Linked DNA regions of Homo sapiens: region 1 is linked to region 2. Evidence: read pairs that join two places in POLR2A ChIA-PET (ENCODE). Cell type or tissue: Panc1. All regions are shown on one strand. Links, peaks and the distances in the headings refer to the core of each region. The heading gives the core; the rest is flanking DNA. Region 1 overlaps LINC00862 (long intergenic non-protein coding RNA 862). Region 2 overlaps NR5A2 (nuclear receptor subfamily 5 group A member 2).

Evidence for each region. ChIA-PET counts read pairs that join two places held together with the same protein. Peaks named below come from ENCODE experiments on the same cell type or tissue, not always from the same donor. Only the 100,000 strongest peaks of a DNase experiment are listed, where the experiment ranks them.
Region 1: POLR2A ChIA-PET joins it to region 2 with 6 read pairs; 2 of 35 experiments call an interaction of 5 or more read pairs at or near these places.

The regions. Positions count from the first base shown.
Region 1 is chr1:200,351,453-200,363,340 of GRCh38, forward strand. The region is part of intron 4 of LINC00862 (long intergenic non-protein coding RNA 862); the gene reads right to left. Among named protein-coding and RNA genes, the nearest start is that of LINC00862, 16 kb to the right of the region's middle. RefSeq lists enhancers at 1,122-1,622, 1,623-2,123, 3,933-4,432. In Panc1, for the core only: no CTCF peak of the experiment used is centred there; no DNase peak of the experiment used is centred there.
Region 2 is chr1:200,078,300-200,090,187 of GRCh38, forward strand. The region is part of intron 5 of NR5A2 (nuclear receptor subfamily 5 group A member 2); the gene reads left to right. Among named protein-coding and RNA genes, the nearest start is that of NR5A2, 57 kb to the left of the region's middle. RefSeq lists enhancers at 2,499-3,185, 3,186-3,871. In Panc1, for the core only: no CTCF peak of the experiment used is centred there; no DNase peak of the experiment used is centred there; H3K27ac peaks cover 2,011 bases.

The DNA.
Region 1 (11,888 bases), core at 1,698-9,697, 270 kb after region 2:
TGGGTTTCTCAGATTGCTTTGCATTTTTCTGCTTCCCTCCCCTCCTACCTTTCTCAGATGTGCCCTCTGCCTGGAATATTGCCTTCCAGAAATTAGTACCCTCCCAACTCAGTACACGTGTCTATCAAAACACTAACAGCCCCACCCATCTCACAGGATCCTCTGAATCTTTCTCTCTATTCAGTGACTATGGCTTTGTGCTGCCTTCAAGGCATTACTATTTCATTCTATGCCAAAAATACTCATCCAAAGGCCAATCCTACACACAAGTTCTGGGGGGTCTCTAAACACGCTAAAATCATTGCAAAATCATGTGAGCCCAAGCGCACACACACACGTGTGTGTGTGTGTGTGTGTGTGTGTGTGTACACACTATGTGCATTTTTTGGGGGAAAGAGGACACATATGTTTCCCCAGATTTTCAAATCTTCCACGACCCTAAAAAAGTAATTTAATTCTCATTTGGTCATTTTGTCCTTCCTGCTTCACAGTAACCTCCAGGATTTGTCCAGATCAGTGCCTCCTTAGTGCCTGGAAAAGAGCCTGGCACAAAACAGGCATTAGGTTGTTGAGTTCAACTGGATAGAGTCAACACACATGTTGGTGTTTACCAAGAAGAGAGGGGAAAGTTTTAAAAACAAAGAAGGAAAAGAAAACCCTTCATTCTTTCAAATTAAAGATTGTATCACAACCCAAACAAGAACAAAAGTGAAAGTGAAATTACTGTATTTTTTTTTAAAGCTTTCAGCCCAGCCTACTGGCAAGGCTAAGATTGTGGACCAGGAGGGATCTTTTGCAGTCCTCAGTCTGCCTCTGACTCCCTGGGATCTTGGGTAATAAGTATCTCAAACTCGCTATACCTCATTTCCTATTTATGCAACATGGAAAATAATTCTTGCCCCTTATCTACCAAGTAAGGAGACTGTAAGGAAAACAGATGACACACAAAATGCTTTTTGAACTCTTCATTAGGCAGAGTCTTTACAAATCTTTTCGTCAGAGAGTCTGTGGTTACAAAGGCCCACTCGGCTCTAGTGGTTGTTTTGATGTCCTGCCTTCTTTCAGGTCTAAAATACTTCCAAATGTGCTCAAATTTAGCATTGACATAAGAAAATCTTGGGCTGGAATGCTCTCTGACCACATGCTGGAGCAGCATTTCTCAACAATTTTTAACTCATATTCCCATTTGATAAGCATTAAAAATCTCACTCCTTTTTAAAATTTTGTTTTATGAAAACAAAGGTTGGTTTTTTTCCCCTTTTCAGAGTATATAATTCTATAATAAATACTGCTTGGCAAAAAAATTGGGAATGAACTGTTGATTTGCAACAGCATGAACAAATCTCAAATGCATTATGCCATGTGAAAGAAGCCAGACCAAAGAGAAGAGCACATGGTGTATGATTCCACTCATATAAAATTCTAGAAAGGCGGCCAGGCACAGTGGCTCATGCCTGTAATCCCAGCACTTTGGGAGGCCAAGGCGAGCGGATCACCTAAGGTTGGGAGTTTGAGACCAGCCTGGCCAACATGGTGAAACCCCATCTCTACTAAAAATACAAAAATTAGCCGGGCATGGTGGTGGACACCTGTAATCCCAGCTACTCGAGAGGCTGAGGCAGGAGAATCGCTTGAACCTGGGAGGCAGACATTGCAGTGAGCCGAGATCATGCCATTGCACTCCAGCCTGGGAGACAGAGTGAGACTCCGTGTCCAAAAAAAAAATTTCCTTTTTCAAACTATACCCCTCTCCACCCTGTCCCCATAAACATTGTTCTGAACAGTGAGCACACTGACCACCTAGGAGGTCCCTCATTCATTCTTGAGCCCCCAAGACTTAGCACAGTAAGCAAGCTCTGACTGTCAGTACCCGCCTTCCACATAGGCCATTTCCTGCCCTAAGATCTGTTCTGTTCTCTCCTGGGAATGACCTTTTCCTGCTTCTGTTTCTTCTTCATTCCAGATGCAGCTCAGGAATCTTCTCCATCAGCCTTCCCTGAATCTCTGCTCAAGCCTGTGCTCCACAGCTCCTGAGCATGTTTCTAGCTGCCACTCACCACTTTGTACTGATTTTATCTGTTGAAGCTTCTAGCCTTCCTCATGAGATAGTAAACAGAAAGGGGTTCTTAACCTTTTTTTGTGCCTCCTAAAGCCTTCTCAAAATATGGTAAAATAGACATAGGCATATGCAGAAAACTAATTATGAAATACAGTTATCAAACTATTCAAACATTTATTGGCTGTCATACCATATGTGCCTTGTTATTGATCTAGTGGTAAATCAAATGACTACCATTATTTCAAAGTAGTGATATGTATAAATGGGAATAGCTGTCACTCCTGTGGCTTGTCATTACCATTGATAACTGAAGGAAATACTGTATTGCAGTTAGAGGGTGATAAAACTGTAATCTTTTCCTATAAAAGTTCACAGGGCCCCTGAATTCCACCCAAGGACAAGGAGCCACAGGGCCCTAGAAAGGTTTTTAGAGGGGCTGTGTCCTCTTTATCTTTGGGTTCTCAATGCCCTCAGCACACAGCAGGGAACTTAATATCTCAGCTATAAAACAAGGTAAGAACAATAACAATATTAAGTATAAATTCAAAAAACTAAGATAGTTTTTCCTGCTAATACTTGTTACTATTACTACTAGTATGCTTACACCAAAGTGTGTCCTGGAAAATGGTTTACCGACTGCCAAAGACCTTGAAAATACATTTACCTGGAACCATAGCATTCCCTGGCCACCTCATAACATTCTTCAGTTCTTCAAAGTATTAGCATAAAACCATGGAAAGAAATATATAAAGATCAGGGGGATTTAGAGGAGGAAGTCAATTCCCTTAATGTGACCTCACCATGTACAATGTGACCTTCAAATGGAGCATGTAGCTCTCTAAATCCTTGAGAAATGGATGAAATTCCCTTTGCTCAGTCTTTTTCTTCTCATTGCAGTGGTGAATAACGCAAGATGTCTCATGCTAACCACGGCCCTCTCTTGATATTACTAAATACTTCCTTTCTTCTCTATTTGTTGTTGCAGTTATTGTTGAGAGCATTTCATAACAGTGTGAAAACAATGAAATGAGTTCAAGTAAACTGAAGTAACAATGAAGCACCTACAGAGAAAAAAAAGTCCTGTTCACAGTGAGCTTTCACATGACCTTCTTTTTTATTTTAATTGAGACAGGGTCTCTGTCGCCCAGGCTGGAGTGCAGTGGTGCAACCATGGCTCACACAGCCTCAACCTCCTGAGCTCAGGTGATTCTCCCAACTCAGCCTCCAGAGCAGCTGGGACTACAGGTGCGTGCCAACACACCCAGCTTTTCTGTATTTTTTGTAGAGATGGAGTTTCGCCATGTTGCACAGGCTGGTCTCAAACTCCTGCGCTCGAGTGATCCGCCCGCATTGGCCTCCCAAAATGTTGGGATTACATGCATGAGCCATCACGCCTGGCCAACCTTCTTTAGTCTTAACAGTACACATTGAACCACCCACTCCTGGGTCCGGGTGGTGTGTGCGAGCCCAGGTCTGTCTCCATTCTGCTGGCAGTATGGAAAAGGCTACTCCTCTGCCTACTACATCACACCCATTTCCTTGGTATTTGAGGTGAATTGGTTCCTTCCAGCATAATTCTAAAGAACTAAGGTGAGAAAAAAAAATACCGTAAAATCTTTTTTACTCCTACCCAAGAAATTCGGGAGCCACTCTTTTTTTTTTTTTTTTTTTTTTTTTTTTGAGACGGAGTCTCACTCTGTAGCCCAGGCTGGAATGCACTGGCGCGATCTCGGCTCACTACAAGCTCCGCCTCCCGGGTTCACTCCATTCTCCTGCCTCAGCCTCCCGAGTAGCTGGGACAACAGGCGCCCGCCACCATACCCGGCTAATTTTTTGTATTTTTAGTAGAGACGGGGTTTCACCATGTTAGCCAGGATGGTTTCGATCTTCTGACCTTGTGATCCGCCCGCCTCGGCCTCCCAAAGTGCTGGGATTACAGGCGTGAGCCACCGCGCCTGGCCCTGGGAGCCACTCTTACCCTAAATCAGTCACTTAACCCAAATTCAAAAGAATGTTGAGCTAGCCTGTTGGTCCATCCACACCCCCATCCCTGTTGTAGCACTAAACATTGGCAACATTGGAAATGAGCTCTGTAGAAACAAGCGGTTTTGGAAACTGAGTATCAAGATAGTGGCTCACTGCCTAGATAAGAGTTTGTAAAATTCCCGAGAAGTACTGAATAAAATTCCTAGCTCACCAGAAGAGAAAGGCCACAATTCTGAAGTAAGGGGGATGGCATCCCCTCTGGCTTCCCAGGGGTCACAGCCAAGGCTAGCTGATTTGCAGAACATTTTGCATACAACAGAAATGAGCATCCCTCCTCTCTCTCACTCACCAGCTTTTTACCTTTGGTTTATGTTCAAATCAATCTCGTTTTCAAAGTAGTAACAACTACCTTTACACCACTTCTCCCAAAAGTTACCAAACTACTGCCGTATTATTTCTGTTCTAACTTCTCAAGAAAGTAGTTCACAGTTGATGTCTTCACTTCCTCCCTCTGATTCTCGCCTCTAACCTCTCTGAACTCCTGTTCCCAGCCATCAGTCTCTGTGCTGGACTGCAATTAATTCACTGAAATGGGTGGTGCCAAAGTCAAAGACTTCATAATTGCCAATCACAGATGATTTTGAGTCCTGAGCTTCCACAATCCTGAGGGATGCTTGACACTACCCTCCAGCTGTAAACAGTCCTTCTGTGGTTCTAGTCCTACTTCTCCATTTCTCCTGCATTTTCTTTAGATGCTAGTATTCCTAATTTTCTCTCTTTCCTTTTTGTTTTTGTTTTGTTTTTGTTGTTTTTAAATGAGACTAGGTCAAAGTGATCCTCCTGCCTCAGCTCCTGCATACCTGAGACTACAGGTACACACCACCATGCCCAGCTAATTTTTGGATTTTTTGTAGAGACAGGGTTTTGCCACATCGGCTAGTCTGAAATTTTCCTTCTTTAGTCCTCTTTTCTCATTTAATCTAGCCATTCTCTTTAAGAGATTTAATTCTCTGGGCTTCAGGCTTTTTTGCTTAAGAATCTCCTAAAATAAAAACTACAGGGCTGCGCACGGTGGCTCACGCTTGTAATCCCAGCACTTTGGGAGGCCGAGGCAGGCGGTTTTGTGGCAGTAGGCCTGTGGTCCCAGACACCCAGGAGGCTGAGGTGGGAGAATCGCTTGAACCCAGGAGGTGGAGGCTGCAGTGAGCCGGGATCACACCACTACTCTCCAGCCTGAGTGACAGAGCGAGATCCTGTCTCAAAAAAACAAAACAAAACAGAAAACCCCACAAAAACAAAACTACATATTCCTATGCAATTTCTTTTTGTTTGTTTGTTTGTTTTGAGACAGAGTGTCCCCCTGTCACCAGGCTGGAGTGCAGTGGCGCGATCTTGGCTCATGCAACCTCCACTTCCCGGGTTCAAGCGATTCCCCTGCCTCGGCCTTCCGAGTAGCTGGGACTACAGGTGTGCACCACCACGCTCGACTAATTTTTTGTATTTTAGTAGAGACAGGGTTTCACCTTGTTGGCAAGACTGGTCTTGATCTCCTGACCTCATGATCTGCCCACCTGGGCCACCCAAAGTGCTGGGATTACAGGCGTGAGCCCGGCCCTCCTATGCAATTTCTGATTTGACATCCAAATTATTTATTTATTTATTTTATTATTTATTTACTTGACGGGGCTCACTCTTCATCCAAGCTAGAGTGCAGTGGGGCGATTATGGCTCACTGTAGTCTCAAACTTCTGAACTCAAGCAATCCAACTGCCTCAGCCTCCCAAGTAGCTATAATCCCAAATTTAAATGGTTGCAATGAATTGATAGTGTTTTGTAAATGTACAAGATCTTCTTTTATAGTCAGAATATTGTATCATTCTTATATCTGCTTTAACTTCTGTTTTCATTCACTTACTCCACAGAATTCTGGTGGGGGAGGAGGTTGGGGGAGACCAGGTCTTGTTTTGTTGCTCAGGCTGGAGTGCAGTGGTGCAATGGTAGCTCACGTGGCTTCAAACTCCTGGGCTCAAAAGATTCTCTGCCTCAGACTCTCAGGTAGCTGAGGCTACAGGTATGGGCCACCACATCCAGCTAACTTTTTACTTTTTCTTTTGTAGAGACTGGGTTCTCACTATGTTGCCCAAGCTTGTTTTGAACTCCTGGCCTCAAGTGATCCTCCTGCCTCGGCCTCCCAAACTGCTGGGATTAGGCTGGGTATGGTGGCTCACACCTGTAATCCCAGCACTTTGGGAGGCCGAGGCAGGCGGATCACGAGGTCAAGAGATCGAGACCATCCTGGCTAACACAGTGAAACCCCGTCTCTACTAAAAATACAAAAAATTAGCCAGGCATGGTGGCGCACTTCTGTAGTCCCAGCTACTTGGGAGGCTGAGGCAGGAGAATCGCTTGAACCCGGGAGGCGGAGGTTGCAGTAAGCCGGGATCACGCCACTGCACTCCAGCCTGTGCGACAAAACGGGACTCCATCTCAAAAAAAAAAAAAAGTGCTGGGATTACAGGCATAAGCCACTGTGCCCAACCTCCCACAGATATTTTAACAGCCTTATTGAGATATAAAACACATACTGGCTGTGCACAGTGTCTCATGCCTGTAATCTCAGCACTGTGGGAGGCTGAGGTGGGTGGATCATGAGGTCAGGAGTTCGAGACCAGTCTGGCCAGCATGATGAAACCCCATCTCTACTAAAAATACAAAACATTAGCCAGGCATGGTGGTGTGCACCTGTTATCCCAGCTACTGGGGAGGCTGAGGCAGGAGAATCACTTGAACCCAGGAGACAGAGGTTGCAGTGAGCTGAGACTGCGCCACTGCACTCCAACCTGGGTGATAGAGTGAGACTCTGTCTCAAAAACAAGACAAAACAAAACAAAACATATACCATATAATTTATCCATTTAAAGAATGCAACTTAATGGTTTTCAGCATATTTACAGCTGCAATCGTTGGTACAATCAGCCTTAAGACATCTTCATCACCCCAAAAATAAACCTAGTACCCATTAGCACTCATTCCTCATTGTCCCCTCCCCTACTACAGCCCTAAACAACCACTGATCTACTTTCTGTCTCCATAAATTTGCCTATTCTGAACATTTCATACAAATGGAATCATATAATATGTAATCTTTTGTGACTGGCTTCTTTTACTTAGCATAATATTTCAAGGTTCATCCATGTTGTGGAATGAATCAGTACTCATTCCTTTTACTGTCCAATAATATTCAATTGTATGGATATGCCACATTTTGTTTATCCATTCATCAGCTGGTGGACATTTGAATTGTTTCCACTTTTTGGTTATTATGAATAAGGCTGCTACAAACATTTGGATGCAAGTTTTTGTTTTACCCACCAATTATAAATGAAATTTGTTTTTATGCTTCAAAAGCTTTTATTGGCCAGGGACAGTGGCCCATGCCTGTAATCTCAGCACTTTGGGAAACTGAGGCCAGCGGATGACCTGAGGTCAGGAGTTCAAGACCAGCCTGGCCAACATGGGAAAACCCCATCTCTACTAAAAATACAAAAATTAGCTGGGCATGGTGGCGAGCATCTGTAATCCCAGCTACTCGGGAAGCTGAGGCACAAGAATCGCTTGAACCTGGAAGTTGGAGGTTGCAGTGAGCTGAGATCACGCTGCTGTACTCCAGCCTGGATGACAGAGTGAGACTCTGTCTCAAAAAAAAACCAAACAAACAAACAAACAAAAACCTTTTATTAATAACCCATTCATAGATCTCATCCACAAAACTATGGACATAAATTAAGATTTAAAATAGAAAAAAAAAATTGTGACCATAATCCTCTAGGTAGACAAAGAAAAATTCCTCTGGATTAAGTAGTAGTAAATTCCAGTTATTCATAGTACACAATTAATCAAAACATCATAAGTATATTATAAACTTTGACAATCATTCAATATAAAGTTTTATTGGAAATACATTCTTTAATGAGATTAATGCGATGAACTGGGTTTATTTTCCTATTATTAGTTAATGGGTTTGTGGATGACTTATTATTATAATGAAACCATTGGTATAATTATATCACTACTGTTCTTTTTATAGATACAATAACTGAGAAATTATTTTTAAATAAATAAAAGAATGGAAGTATTTTAGCTACAGCAATGTCACTCAAATCTTTGAAATCCTTGAAAGTCATAGCCCCAAATCACGTTGTAATCTATCCTTATGTTCAGCCAGGCACAGTGGTGTGCAACTGTAATCCCACACCCTTTGAGGCTGAGGTGGGAGGACCACTTGAAGTTCCAGGCTGTAGTGTACTATGATCACACCTGTGAACAGCCACTGCACTCCAGCCTGGGCAACATGGTAAGACCCTATCTCTAAAGAGTGTGTGTGTCTGTGTGTGTGTGTGTGTGTGTGTGTGTGTGTGTGTTTAGGTCTCCCTTCAAGTATGTTGAAAGCGAACAGCCAGACTCATCTGACTTGTAAAAGGAAGTGTCACTGGCCCTGAGTCATTCACATTCTCCTACATGCATTATATTTGAAATTGGACCTAGGTTTGGGTCCCGGAGGTTTTTTTTTACCTTCCCAAACACACCATAGGAAGATGATGGAAGTGCAAGAGGTGTGCATTTTCCCTGTTCTCTAAGGGATCCATTTGAGAAAAGTGTGTATATATGGACAGTGAATATCTGAAAATTGCTTCCCTCCCTCAGAACCACTGATTCTATTTGCAGCCACGTGACTCTCAAATCTAGCTCATCTCTTACTAAGACCCTGACCCTGCAGCCTGAAGCACACTGCTTCATCAGCCCTCAGGCCCCTCAATAGGTCTCACATTGAGCTAATCTTCCCCAAATAGATCTCCCTTACTAGCAGGCACCCTCATGCACTCTGTTCACCACACTGCTGCCAGATCAACATCCTACACAAGCAAATCCTGTCAAGTTGCTCCTCCACTTGAACTCCTTCACTGGTGCCCAGAATCTACCTTAACCCTTTGCAGGTAAAGCACCTCATCTGAGAAACAGTGAAGTCAGGTCCTCTATGGGGAAATGACACATGCTCTCAGGCTGACCCTCTGAGACCTGGTTAAGAAGTGCCAGACCTCAAGGAGACAGGACAGGTTAGTGGTTAAAAGGATGGACTCTGGAATGGAACTACCTGGGTTAAAGGCAGTTTACTCACTGATAACTTTGACCCCCTGAGCCCATTTCTTCATCTGCAGAGGATAATACTACTATCTTTCTTAAAGGGTAGGTGTAAAGATTAAGTGAGATAATGTATGTAATTTGCTTAGCACAGTGCTTGACACATGCTAGAATAATAAGTTAGAATAATACGTCAATGAGTCTTAGCTGCCATCAACTTCCTCATAATTATCAAGAAATTAACTCCCAAAGTCTTCCATTGAAGGTCCAAGTCCCTTACATGTCAAAGAAGCCCATCTTGCAGCCTCTACTCTACTCTTCCCCATACCACACCACTTACTATCTTCCCCGTCCCTCTCCCAGATCAGGCTTTTGTACCTCTGAGTCTGGGTACCCACCCTTCCCCTCACCTAGAATTCTTTCCCTACTCTCTGCCTGGTGAATGCCATCTTCAAGACAGCCTCATTTGTTGCTCCATTTCAAGTCCCCTCTGGGGCTCCCTCCTCTTTTTCTAGAACTCTCAGTTATTGTAGCACCTCAAAGCTCAGTCTGCTGATCCCTTCTCTTCTCTGTCAGTACTCCCTTTATGATCTCTTTGTCTCTGGGCTTTAAATATTTATATACTGGTAATTTCTAAAAGCGTATCACCAGACCAGACCCCTTTCTCTCCTCCATTTGATCTCCACTTGGATATCAAGTGGACATCTCACACTCAACATGGGCAAAAATGAACCCTTGGTGTTCCCCCCAAATCTGTTTCCTCTGCATATCCTTGCCACCCCAGGTATTGGCAATGCCATCCTTCCAGTTGCTCATGCCATAAGCCCTGGAATAAATCCTCACGTTCTCTTTTCCACTCACATTCCATATCCAACCCAGGGATAAATCCTGTTGGTTTTACCTTCAACATAGATCCAGAATCTGCCCACTTCTCACCCTCATACTGTTATGAACCCTGGTCAGACCCATCATCATCTCTTGTCTGGATTACTCAATGGCTCCTAACTGGTCTTTCTGCTTCAAACCCAGTCTATTCTGAATATAGCAATCAGAGCAATCGTTTTAGATTTTTGTTGTTGCTGTTGTTTTTGAGACAGGGTCTTGCTCTGTTGCCCAGGCTGGAGTACAGTGGCATGATCATGACTCAGTGCACCCTCAACTTCCCAGGCTCAAGTGATCCTCCCACCTCAGCCTCCTGAGTAGCTGGGACTACAGGTACGCAACCAGCATACCCAGCTTTATTTCTTTTTTAGTGGAGATGAGGTCAGGCTATGTTGTCCAGGCTGGTCTCAAACTCCTGGCCTCAAGTGATCCTCCTGCCTCGGCCTCCCAGAGTGCTGGGATTACAGGCATGAGCCATTGCACCTGGCTTAGAGCCATCTTTTTAAACTCTCAGTCACATGTCCTCCTCTGCTCAGAACTTTGCAATGGCTCCATGTTCCTCTCATAGTTAAAACTCAGAGTCCTTAAAATGATGCTGGCCAGTCTGACTCTCTTACTCCCCGACCTCACTTTCAACTACTTTACCCCTCACTCACTCTGTTTCAGCCACACTTACTTCCTTGCTGTTCCTACATCTTGCCAGAAGGCAATTTCCTGTTTCTCCTTAGTTGTTTCCTCTGCTTGGAAATCTCTTCTATTGAGATTCCCACATGGCTAACTCACTCAGCAACTTCAAATCTTTGTTCAAATGTCACCTTCTCAATGAAAACTGCCCTGACCTGAGCTAGATCTCAGACACAGGCACCTGACCCCACTCATCTACGTGTTCTCCCAGGAGGCTCGGCCTCTGAACTAGTTCTTCCTGGGCCTCTGAAAAAACCCTCCTTGCTGAGTGCCTTCTCTGACCCCATATTAGGCCCTGAGAAAAGGAACCATTCTAATGTTGTAGGGCTCAAATCAATTGTTCCAGATCCCAAGGCTTGTAAACAATTGAGACTGAAACCATGCCTGCTAGAAGCCTGTGCTGTCCCACTGTGCTGCTTGCTGGAGAGCTTCCATGCCCTTGTCCTGCCCAACACAGGCCATTGTTCTACCCGTAGTAACGAGCCCAATTCCATGTCTAATCAGGGAGTAGAATGATGAAAAGCAGTTAGTTTAGAATTTTGGGTTGTTGGGTTTTGTGGGTTTTCTTTCTTTCTTTTTTTTTAATTATCAAGTCATTATATTATGTCCATCAGTCAAAATTGAAAAAAAACACAAAGGATTTTTAATACACTTCATGTTTTCATCTGTGGATGTTAATTACAGAATAGCTGACAGCAGAAGAGTATTTTAGGTTAGAATCTTTCTCTGAGTCTCACTGGGCTCCCGGGTGATTATTTGCAGCCCTTCTGTCCCTTCTTCCAGGCCTTCCCTTTATCCCACCCCACCCCATCTCACCTCTGCGCCCTCTTAATTGTTCACGGAGAGAAAGCAAGAACACCAACCAACTGATGACATTCTTTCTGTACTTAGTGTTACTTGCCAGTGAGTAGTCATTTTTGTGAGCTGGGAGACATTCTCCACCATGGCTAATTACCAGGGAGTTCGAGTCATTCTGCCTGGGTTCAAATACCCCCTCTGCCACTAATGCTGTGGGAATGATTTGGCCTCTTTAAGGTATTGAAAATTAGCGTTCCTTCTGTATAGGGGGCTGTATAGTGAGCGAATTCAATTAAAGACCAGAGCCAGCCTCTGGCATAGAGGAAGTGAGCACTCAGAG
Region 2 (11,888 bases), core at 1,926-9,925:
ACATCCCAGCTACCTTGCTTTAGAACAGGAAAGGAATGAACTAAGGTGCACTTGCCTGTCTCAACCAGTGAATCAAGACTGATTGTTTGTAGTTATTTTAATTTATGAAAAATTCAAAATTTAATGCTACAGAAAAGACAATGGGCCTAGGGAGGACTATGTTAAAGTCTTGTTCATTTTCTAGACCCAACAGAGAATACTTGAATGCACAGAACAACTGAGGAAAATCATACTTTAAGTAACAAATACAAACTAGAAATTAATTCTTTCATAATTAAGACTATTTCAACTATTAATTTTCTTCCAATATACCCCTCTACTTTTTTTAGCCATTTATGGGTCATTCTACATTTTCTTAAGTTCTAATATGATCTGGAGAATGTCTTGGACTTCTTTAAAGTAACTTCATGCATGTGCTCTCATTAGATCCTTTATTTACTACCTTACTTTAATGTTATACATAATACATAATAAACATGTGAAATTCATTTTAATGAATAGTGTAAGCCTCAAAAAATTTACTTAACCACTTCTTTGACCTAGCAAATTTATAAGCGATAGTAAAACTTTCCTTTTACCTTTACAATAATAGCTTTTAAGTACTCAGGCTGACAAATTCTTCATGGACTCACTTTTATGTTTTTCAATTTCTATTAATTTCTCTGTATTAAAGTTGAATTAGATGGATTTATGTTGCCTATTCCTGGCATTCATAGCAACTATAAGGCATGATCAAGAAAACAGAAATTCTAATCCTCATGTTACAGAAATGGCCCCAATTCTACTTGACAGAAATGATTTCAATTAGGGAGTCTCTGGGCTACCTTTTCTGTTTCACCAGAACAAATGTTATTGATATAAGGGGAAATCCTTGGATACCATATAACCTGCTCACTCTATGGAGCAGAGTTACTTAGAGTGCTCCGAATCCCATCTTTGATCTCTGGCGATATTTTTCTCTGTTATGTCACTGAGGTCACCTGGCTCATGTGTGACAAACTGCCTGCATAAGTCACAGTGCCAGTGGCAGAGATTTGTAACCATGCCCCTGGTCCATTGCCTTTGAATTATTTCACAGGCCCGCTGCTTTACATTTACACTCTGTCGGAAGATGAACAGGGGAAGGGAGTAAAATCAAGGGCAGGGTCTCATCCTGAAGGACAAGGGGAAACAGGTGGAAGGTTAATGGCCCTGGAGCGATTCCACAAGCCTCTCAGGCTTGATATATGGGCCTGGGGCCTAAAACGGGCATTGGCTTTCAAAGATATATTATTTCATTTGAGGAGAGACATTCTGGAGTTCCTGCATTTGTCTGCTGATAGATGATCCTCTGTCCACAATTGGTTATGGCGTGTGAGTTTTCCTTGGGCCTGCTCCCATACATAAAAATTTTGCTGAGCTCTCCAACCTTTTGCATGCCTTTAGGAATGGGACCGGTGCAAGCCCACTGGCAGGCTGTTGGATTTTTTTGCTGCTATTTTAGTAGTTCCTTTTGAACCGTGAGGCAAGTGGGGAATGAAAGACACTTCTGTTCATTCATACATGACTTGATAAGGGTGGCCTTGTTATAAAAAAAAAAAATGGTGAAAGGGATGTTAGGAATCAAACATATGTGTCATTTTGGGAAGACAGGCTCAGTCCAAAATTTAGTCATTTGGGTTTCAAAAAGTTGCTTACATAAAAGCTAGATACTATCAAATAGCTTTTGACTTTATTACTGTTTTGCACTCCCCAGGCTTTTAGCAAATGGCTTACTCTATTTTTCTTTATTATTTCCAAAAAGTTTGAGGTGATTTGGAGAAAGAAGGAGAACAGACAGTTGGAAAAAGGTGCTTTACACAGAGATCCATGATTAATTTGCCTAACAAGAACCATCAGGCAATGCTACCAAGAAATATGTCTAATGGCTCAAATGTTACAATCAAATAGAACTGGTCACTAGATTAATGGAACCAGTCACCCGAATTAACCTTGTGTGGCCTCTCAAAGTTGTACTATAGAGTCTAAGACTGCAAAAATCATTTGCCTCAGCCTCTTAATGTTCATAGACTTAATATTCATGAAAATATTTGGATTCTAATATGCTTTGATTTATAGTATTTTGAAATTTAATTATTAACTCTGGTTTGAGATATATATATATAAAATCTTTGATTTTATAGTTCCTGGTAATTGTGATACTAGCTTTGTCAGAGAGAGAATGCTTATTTTATGGCAAGCATTAAGGAAAAATGAGCTCTGTAAACTCACTATCTAAACAAAAGGCGATTTTTCTTTCCAGCTCTTTTGTGTTCCATTACCCTTGTGTTTGGTGAATTCTCACACCACTGTATGAAATATCAAAATCCTATTTGTGGACATTTTATCTCGAATAGCTTTGTCAAAAACAAATTCTTCACCTGGAGAAACTTTCCATTATCATCACAGATACACTGGCATTTAACTACAAGAAGTTAATATTGGACAAATGATCAGATAATATCTGAGTATCAATAGGAATTTCATTCTTGGATGAGAGGCAACAAATTGCAAATACTTTTCACATATATTTACAAGGGATCCTTATCACAATCCCTATTCATATTGCCCTCAGTAGAAACATGCAGCATCTGGCCATTGGCCCCTGTTAATAATGATTACACAGATGTCCTTTTCTTTTCCTCTGGAATATTGCAAAGTAGAGGTTAGACCAGAAGCAAGAAGACTGGAGAGGCATGTTTAGTACCTGCAAGAAGATATTTAATAACTTTCTTAGAGGAAAGATTCAGAATCACCAGTTACATTGAGTTGAATGAGGAGCATTAGCCGTCAAAAGAATCTGTTTTTCCACTTGTTGCTTGGATAAATGGATAAAAGCCTGCCAAGGACTTCAGTCCACCAGCTGAGGGTACCATAGCTAAAATACTCCCAACAGAAGGGCAGGTCCCAAACCACACAGGCATGCTTTTCAATCACAGAATAAAATGTAGTTGTTTTCGTCATTTCAGCTTGTGACCTAAATGCCTCATTTTCATGTTTGAAAAGTTACCAACTTTATTTCAGTCCTATTTCCCTTCCTCTGTGGTATTTCCCAGTCAGTAGACCACAGTCCTGTGGGTTATATCAATGCCTAAAGCAGAGATCAAATCAAAGCATACCACATAACTGGTTAAAATGAAAGCTCATTCCGAATTAGTAAATAATGCCCGCCTGTCTTCCACATCTGTCAAAGTCTCCCAGCTCAGATGGACACCTCCATAAGCTGATCCATAGGAAGCCAAATACTTGCAAACAGCCTCTTAATTGCTCATTTGCAGTTGGACAAAATGCTAAATGCAGAAAGACTTCAAAGGCAATGGAATCTGCATTGAAAACAGGATCTCAATACACATAGTCGCTTATTGTTGCAAAATTAGAATAACAAATGTTCCCAGCATGAAGCCAACATAAACTTGCCTGAGTATTATTCAACCTGAAACATAGTCTACCTTTTTTTTTTTTTTAACAGCAATAGAAGAGGCATACTTAGCACTCTGTTTGTTATTCTATACTGTTCATTTTAATGATATATTTAGGTCTCCCTGACACTTTGTATTTTTACGTGTAATTACCCATATTAAAAAAAAAACACCACTCATTAGTGTTCTGTTCTACTGACTTAATTATGCCCCTTAATTAAATCTCAGCTAACAGGGGGTCACCGCAGTGTCAGTGGGATTTGTCACTGTTTGTCAGCAGGTGTCTGGTTGCATCTATTTCTGGTTTTCGTATGGTTTGAATCTATTTAAGAACTTGCTACAACCCCGTCCTCCCCTCCACACCAACCCCAAATGCCAGAGACAGCATTCTCATTGGAGGGAAGAAGCAGTATCTATTTGACAGGCAACTGCTTCCCAAAAGCTTGTTTGTAAGAGGAAATTTTTGTTTTCATTACTCTAGAAAAAATCTCCTGATTAGGGGAAAGATGCTTAAAACAGACTTGGATAAAACAGATGCACTATTTAAAAGATGAATAGGTTTACATTCTAAAAATTATGATCATATTTTTGTATACAATTCTAAAAGTTCCTTGAAGAACAAAAAATATATTTTGTTGCTGCTGTTATGAGAAGAACATCACATTAGGTGTTTTGCATCATCTGGCCATTGGTGTCTTTGTACAGAGTACTTTGTATCAATTATTTGGTTCACGTTTTTCATTTTAAGAATATAAAACAAATTACAAACATATGAGTCAAACCGAAAAAAATGTCTTTTGTGTGACTAATGTAGGGTCAATAGGAATTTAATTCTTGAATGAGAGGCAACAAATTACAAATACTTATTATTTGGAATGAGTCTTAGTATTAAGACTTATATGTCTTCACATTTCACATTAGAATGTTTTAAACTCATGATTTTAGTATATTAATTAAGGGAGATATAATTCCCATGTTTCTGTATATAATAGGCATCTAATGTTGATCTGAATAATTGATTAGTCCAGTCAGGCTTTTATAATTAGTTGTCAGCTTTTCAGTGTAAAGCCCTCAAAACACCTGCTGTGCATCTACAAAGGTCTTACATATTTATTAGTGTTTTTAACCTAAAAAGGCATGCAACCTACCTGAAAAGCATTTAATTTTTTTTCTGGAACTAAGATGACCCTTCCAACATATACCCTAAGAAACTAAGGCTATATGTCTCTGAGTTTTTCAGTCTAGAAGATTTTGGACTGAAATTCTGATTTTTAAAAATCATAACACTTATCTTTATTTAAAGATAAAAATGTCACAGTTTTTCTATGGAAGTTTTTCAGAACTCATATTTCTAATAGTAAGGTTAAGCAAGACAATGGGTTACAGATATCAAACTATCAACAATGTAAAGTAGTTTTGAGACTTCACTGTCATTATTGTATAAGCAATTTTATTTTTCTGGGTTTACCTACAAATGTGGTAGTCACAGAAGAAGAAAAATAATTTAAAGAAAAATTTATAATACTCAGCTTATTTATTTCTGAAATTCAAATCAATTCATTTCATCCTAAAAAGTTAACTCCAACTGGCTTTTCTTAAGTAACAAATGTCATCATTTGCTGTCCAAGTAATTTTCAATACAATGCTCATTTGATGTTGCCTCTAAAGTTCTTATCACACAAGTAATAAGTAATCCATACATTACATATATGTGTACATTTTAAAAACCATTTCAAATGGTGAGATAAGAATTTTTATGCATTTTATGGATTCCTGTACAGCCTCCTCATTGTCATTAGATAATGAAAGGCTTCGCCATGTGTGTATCGTAAAGACCTACTAAGCAATATGAACTCTCCAGATTGCTTTACATTTACACAGTTGAAGTATATATATATACAGTATTGTACAGTATTGTACAGCAATATTGTATAGCAATGTACAGTATTGCTGGGCACAGTGGCTCATGCCTGTAACTCCAACACTTTGGGAGGCTGAGGCAGGTGGATCACCTGAGGCCGGGAGTTCAAGACCAGCATGACAAACATGGAGAAACCCCGTCTCTACTAAAATACAACATTAGCCGGGCATGGTGGCTCATGCCTGTAATCCCAGCTACTTGGGAGGCTGAGGCAGGAGAATCGCTTGAACCTGGGAGGTGGAGGTTGCAGTGAGCTGAGATTACACCATTGCATTCCAGCCTGGGCAACAAGAGCGAAACTCCATCTCAAAATAATAATAATAATAATAATAATAATAATAATAATAATAAAGTACAGTTTAAATACCATAGGGTAGGTCAGATATTCTTAAGATTCCTTCTTTCATTCAGTAAATACTTATCAAGTATTAGTCGTATGCCAGGTAACATTATAGGACTTAGAGATTCAACATGAAGAGCATAGACAAAAATCCCTGCTTTTGAGGATCATATTTATATCTATTTTAGTGACTAAGAGCATTTATTTAAGACAATTGCACTCATGTAATTAAAAAGCACTTATAATCTGGCAAGCTAGCCTAATCTTAGCAATGGAATGTTTCTGCTCTCTTTCTGTTTAAGCCTTCAGGAGATCATACCAGTTTTCCCAACTGGCATATGGTGAGTTCAAGTACATTTCCCACATATGCTCAGGGATTATCTTAATTGTATTCCTTTCTGAAGCTTGGAATCAAGGGAAAAAAAGAACAATAATGATTTAGGGAAAAATAATAGTTTTTTAAAGGTAGATTTATAGTTAGTAACTTTATATAGGTGAACTGATCACAGAGAAGGGTGTAAATCATCTGAATAAACAATGGATTTTCACACTTACTAGAATCTCTAAGAATAATATTTTCCATATTACAGCTAAATGAGACCCATTATGTATGCTTTCAGATAAACTCACAAAGCTCTTACCCATGTAAATCTCATAGATCTGCCATTATTCGTAATGAATAACAAGTTTTATCATGCATTTTCATTAAAAATGCATTAATCCCTTTGTAGTAACCTCTCCCTAATTCATTGATTCGATAATACAAGAACAGTAAACATTTCTGGCATAACAAAAATGTGGTATCAAAGCATACTGTATCCATAAATACAAAATGTAACAGGAAAACAAATACATTTATCAAAGGAGGATCAGGTTTTCCAGCCACTAAATAATGCTATGGTCGAATACTGCTACAGTCTAATACATTAAGAACTCAATCATAGTGCCGCATTGTGAGCCGTTTGTACCGGATCTGATTCTTCCAGATTAAATGACTTGTTGAAACTTGAAGATGAAAGACAGGCAGAAGTATCCGGGGCTCTACCCTCAGGAGGCTCCAGGGTGGGTTACTGCCAGTGGGGGACTAATGCTTCCGTCTAGTGGAGATAGGAGGAGGAGGATCAGAAGTGACATGTATGTACCCTTTTTTACTTGTAGATTATTTACTTAGCTCGTTTTAGGCTCTGTGTCCTCATCTGTAAAACATGGCATTACCTCTTTCAGGTATTTTACTGGGGATTAAATGACTTAACACAAATTAAGTCCTTGGTAGATAGTATATATTCAAGAAAAGTCAATTTCCTCCTTCCTTTATTGATGCTTAAAAGCCCCTGGTGCTGTATTTGATTGATTCAACAAATACTTGGGCTTGGCACAAGGCACTGGCTATACAGTTACTTCCCTCTTATCATCACCATAGAAGCCTCCTGATGTGGAAATTAGGCAGGCCTTGGAGTCACACTTGGCTTCAAATCCCCTTCCATTTGCTTCCCATAAGCTCAGCATGTAACTTCACTGTCCTTCTCTAAAAATAGGGGTAATGTATAACTTACGTGGTTATCTAAAAAATTAAATATTTGTAGAGTGCAGTGTGCTAGAATATCTGGATACAGAGAGATGGATTAGAGATGGTGTCTAGAGCACAACAGAATGAAGACCTATCTCAAAAAAAAAAAAAAAGAAAAGAAAGAAAGAAATGGTCTCTACCCTTAAAGAGGGGGATACACATGTACAAAACTGTGAATCCCAATGCGATTTTTGTGGGGAATGTGTTCGAATGCTGTTCCTGAACATATATCTCAGCATTTCCAAAACAAAAATTACATTTCAGAAACTCAGTAGATAAGAAACATCTGCAAAAGACCGACACAATTTATCTTCAAACTAACAAATGTGTTGATCTATGTGCATTTGATATCTCTATACTTATATAGGATGCTAGGAGACAATTGTTTTAAGTCTGTGTGGTGCTCATTTTCTTTGCGCCTAATGTAAGAGCTGTTTGGTCCATAGTCACCTCTGTCCATTCTAGAATAGAGGGTGGTGAGATGGGGGGTGGTGTTTTTACTCGTGAGTCGTTTGGAGATTATCAGGCTAACTACGTGATAAAAGATGCTGAAACACTGGTTTGAGTTAGGGTGGAGAAAATGTGACCAACTCCCAGAGTCCAGTATGATTCACTTACTGTTGTTAAGACTTTCTGCCTTCCTTTAATTACTATGTCAAACAAGCCTTATTTATGCCAAACAATTAAGTCTATTATTAATGGAGAGGTAAGAGGGTGGGGAGAGAATGAGTTCCGGAAACTTTTTTTTTTTATTTTGAGAGGGAGTTTTGCTCTTGTTGCCCAGGCTGGAGTGCAGTGGCACAATCTCAGCTCACCGCAACCTCTGCCTCCTGGGTTCAAGCTATTCTCCTGCCTCAGCTTCCCGAGTAGCTGGGATTACAGGCATGCGCCACCATACCCAGCTAATTTTGTATTTTTATTAGAGACGGGGTTTCTCCATGTTGGTCAGGCTGGTCTTGAACTGCCAACCTCAGGTGATCCTCCCACCTCAGCACTCCAAAGTGCTGGGATTGCAGGCATGAGCCATTGCGCCGGCCTGACTTCTGGAAACTTTTTTAGAAATAAAAGACTCAGCTAATAGACTACGATATGTTGAGTGCAGTGATAGAAGTTCCCTAAGGAGAGTAAAATCTCAACAAATGTGAGTCCTCTTTTTCTCTGCAATCCTGACCTGTGCTAAAATTGGGGACAAGGCCGGGCAAGGTGGCTCACGCCTCTAATTCCAGCACTTTGGGCGGCCAAGGCGGCTAGATCAACTGAGGTACGGAGTTCAAGACTAGCCTGACCTACATGGTGAAACCCCTTCTCTACTAAAAATACAAAAATTAGCTGGGAATGGTGACACATGCCTGTAATCCCAGCTACTCAGGAGGCTGAGGCAGGAAAATCACTTGAACCTGGGAGGTGGAGGTTGCCATGAGCCGAGATGGTGCCACTGCACTCCAGCCTGGGATATAGAATGAGACTCCTCAAAAATAAAAATAAAAAATTGGGGACAATATCGGGTAGACAAATTTTAGTTTCTAAAGTAGCTGAAGGGTCTTTGTTCAGGTGGTTTCTGCCTTTCAGCTTTGACCTTTATCTGCCTTGTTGCAGCCCATGCATACTCTTCCTCTTCCAATATTCATACATCCACAAATGTCCCTCTCCCTTCAACACATACACCCTTCTTCACCAACACACACACACACACACACACACACCCTTCCTCTTAAAGCTTATTCTCAAGAAAGGTTTAAGTTTGTCCTTTCAGTTCAATAGCCATCTTTCCTCATGGAGTTTGTCAGGTCCCTTCTTTTGTAATTCTCCTACTTGTACTCTCCATCCACTTTATTTCCCTTTTTTTTTGAGACGGAGTCTCACTCTGTCTCCCATGCTGGAGTACGGTGGTGTGATCTTGGCTCACTGCAACCTCCGCCTCCTGGGTTCAGGCCATTCTCCTGCCTCAGCCTCCTAAGTAGCTGGGACTACAGGCACGCACCACCACACCTGGCTAATTTTTTTGTATTTTCAGTAGAGACAGAGTTTCACCGTGTTAGCTAGGATGGTCGCGATCTCTTGACCTCGTGATCTGCCTGCCTCGGCCTCTCAAAGTGCTGGGATTACAGGAGTGAGCCACCGCGCCCGGCTTTATTTCCCTTTTATCTGTTCTTTCATCCCTTAGTCACATTTTATTTTTTTTATTTTTATTTTTATATATTTTTTGAGATAGAGTCTTGCTCTGTCTCCCAGGCTGGAGTGCAATGGTGTGATCTCGGATCACTGCAACCTCCGCCTCCTGGGTTCAAGCAATTCTCCCACCTCAGCCTCCTGAGTAGCTGGGACTACAGGCACCCACCATCATGCTCAGCTAATTTTTATATTTTTGAAGAGATGGAGTTTCACCATGTTGGCCAGGCCAGTCTTGAACTCCTGATCGTAGGTGATCTGCCCACCTGGGCCTCACAAAATGCTGGGATTACACGTATGAACCACCATGCCCGGCCCCTTGCTAACATTTTAATTTTGTTTGTTTATTGTAATTAGAGATGGAGTCTCACGTGTGGCCCAGGCTGGTCTTGAACTCCTAGCCTCAAGCAGTCCTCCCACATTGGTTTCCCAAAGTGTTGGCATTAGAGGCGTGAGCCATGGTGCCCAGCCCCTTGTTTTTTTTTGTTGTTGTTGTTTTTGTTTTTGTTTTTTTATTGAAACAATAAAAAACTCCTCTCCATCTCATCCCACTTGCTCTTGTTGCCCAGGCTGGAGTGCAGTCGCGCGATCCTGGCTCACTGCAACCTCCACCTCCCGGGTTCAAGTGATTCTCCTGCCTCCGCCTCCTGAGTAGCTGGGATTACAGGCATGTGCCACCACGCCCAGTTAATTTTGTATTTTTAGTAGTGACAGGGTTTCTCCATGTTGCTCAGGCTGGTCTTGAACTCCCGACCTCAGGTGATCTGCCCACGTCGGCCTCCCAAAGTGCTGGGATTACAGGCGTGAGCCACCATGCCTGACCGCCCAGCCCCTTGTTATTTAAATCTTTCCTCTTCCACTGGCTCTCATCAGTCCACATGAATGTGCAAAGCTCCCCTCCTGAAAATAGAACACCACATTACATGGGTCTCCCTGTCTGTCACCGTCCTACCTTTTCTCATCATGACACCTTTGCCCTTTTCTCCACCTCTTCTTTTTGGTGTTAACACAGCCAATACTGTAGGACTGCAGTGCTAAAGCCGGGCAGCAAGCTCACTGCATTTGCACTTCTCCATGGGAAATGCCTCTTGTGAATCTTAAACATCATCAAGGAGCTTAGCCACATCTTCTCAGCCCTCATCCTCTCTCCCCATTTTAATCCTTGGCCATCCTTGAAATTCCTTCTGGCCCAGACTTCTTGGTCACTACTCAGTACTCCTCTCTGAGTGCACCTTGCTAGGTTTCTTCACTAGCTCCTCTCCCTCTACCCAATCTTAAACAATATTTTTTTCTAGTTTTCTCTTATTGGTTTCCTTACTTTCTCATCCACACATTCTTAGTGATTTCTCCCACAAACACAATTATGCCATACTTTCTCTCGCAAACTCCACAGCAGCATCGTGAATTGCTTGCTGAAACATAAATGATCATCACCTCCAATAAGCCTCATTTAGTTCTGCAACTTTGGGTTTTGTTTTGTTTTGTTTGTTTTGTTTTTTGAGACAGAGTCTTGCACTGTCACCCAGGCTGGAGTGCAGTGGCACCATCTCGGCTCACTGCAACCTCCACCTCCTGAGTTCAAGAGATTCTCATGTTACAGCCTCCCGAGTAGAGACTGGGTTTCGCCACTTTGGGCAGACTGGTCTCGAACTCCTGTCCTCAAGTGATCCGCCTCAGCCTCCCAAAATGCTGGGATTACAAGCATGAGCCACCACACCTGGCCTGCAACTTTGTACAACTTTCTTTCTTTCTTTTGAGAAGGAATCACACTCTGTCGCCCAGGATGGAGTGCAGTGGCACCACCTCGGCTCACTGCAGCCTGCGCCCCCAGGTTCAAGCTACTCTTGTGCCTCAGCCTCCTGAGTAGCTGAGACTATAGGCGTGTGCCACCAAGCCCAGCTACTTCTTGTATTTTTAGTAGAGATGGGGTTTTGCCATGTTGCCCAGGCTGGTCTTGAACTCCTGGGCTCAAGGGATCCATCCTCCTCAGCCTCCCAAAGTGCTGGGATTACAGGCGTGAGCCACTGCACCTGGCCCTGTTTCTTTCTTGCACTGTCAAACAACACATTCTCTGCAGTTATTATCCTGGGTTGTCTGGTTTGATCATATCACTCACAACTTTCTATTGCATATGCAGAAAAAATTAGAATTCCTCAACCAGGTATCTCATCATCACTGTCTTCCTCTCCATCTCGTCTCACCTGCCAAACTCAAAGCCATTGATTTGACTAGTCTAAATGTAGGCCTGGACGTATTTGACATGGGGACTATTTGAAATGGGGACTATTTGAAATGGGGACTATCTGGCAAAATCTGGGATGGGATGTAAGATGATCGCAATTGCACACTCACTCCTAGCCTGGTTTCTGTTAGTTATATGTCTACCCCCTCAACTCTTTCCAACCTCTTTCTTGTCACTGTTTCCTCTCACAAACTCTAGCACAGAGTTTTGAA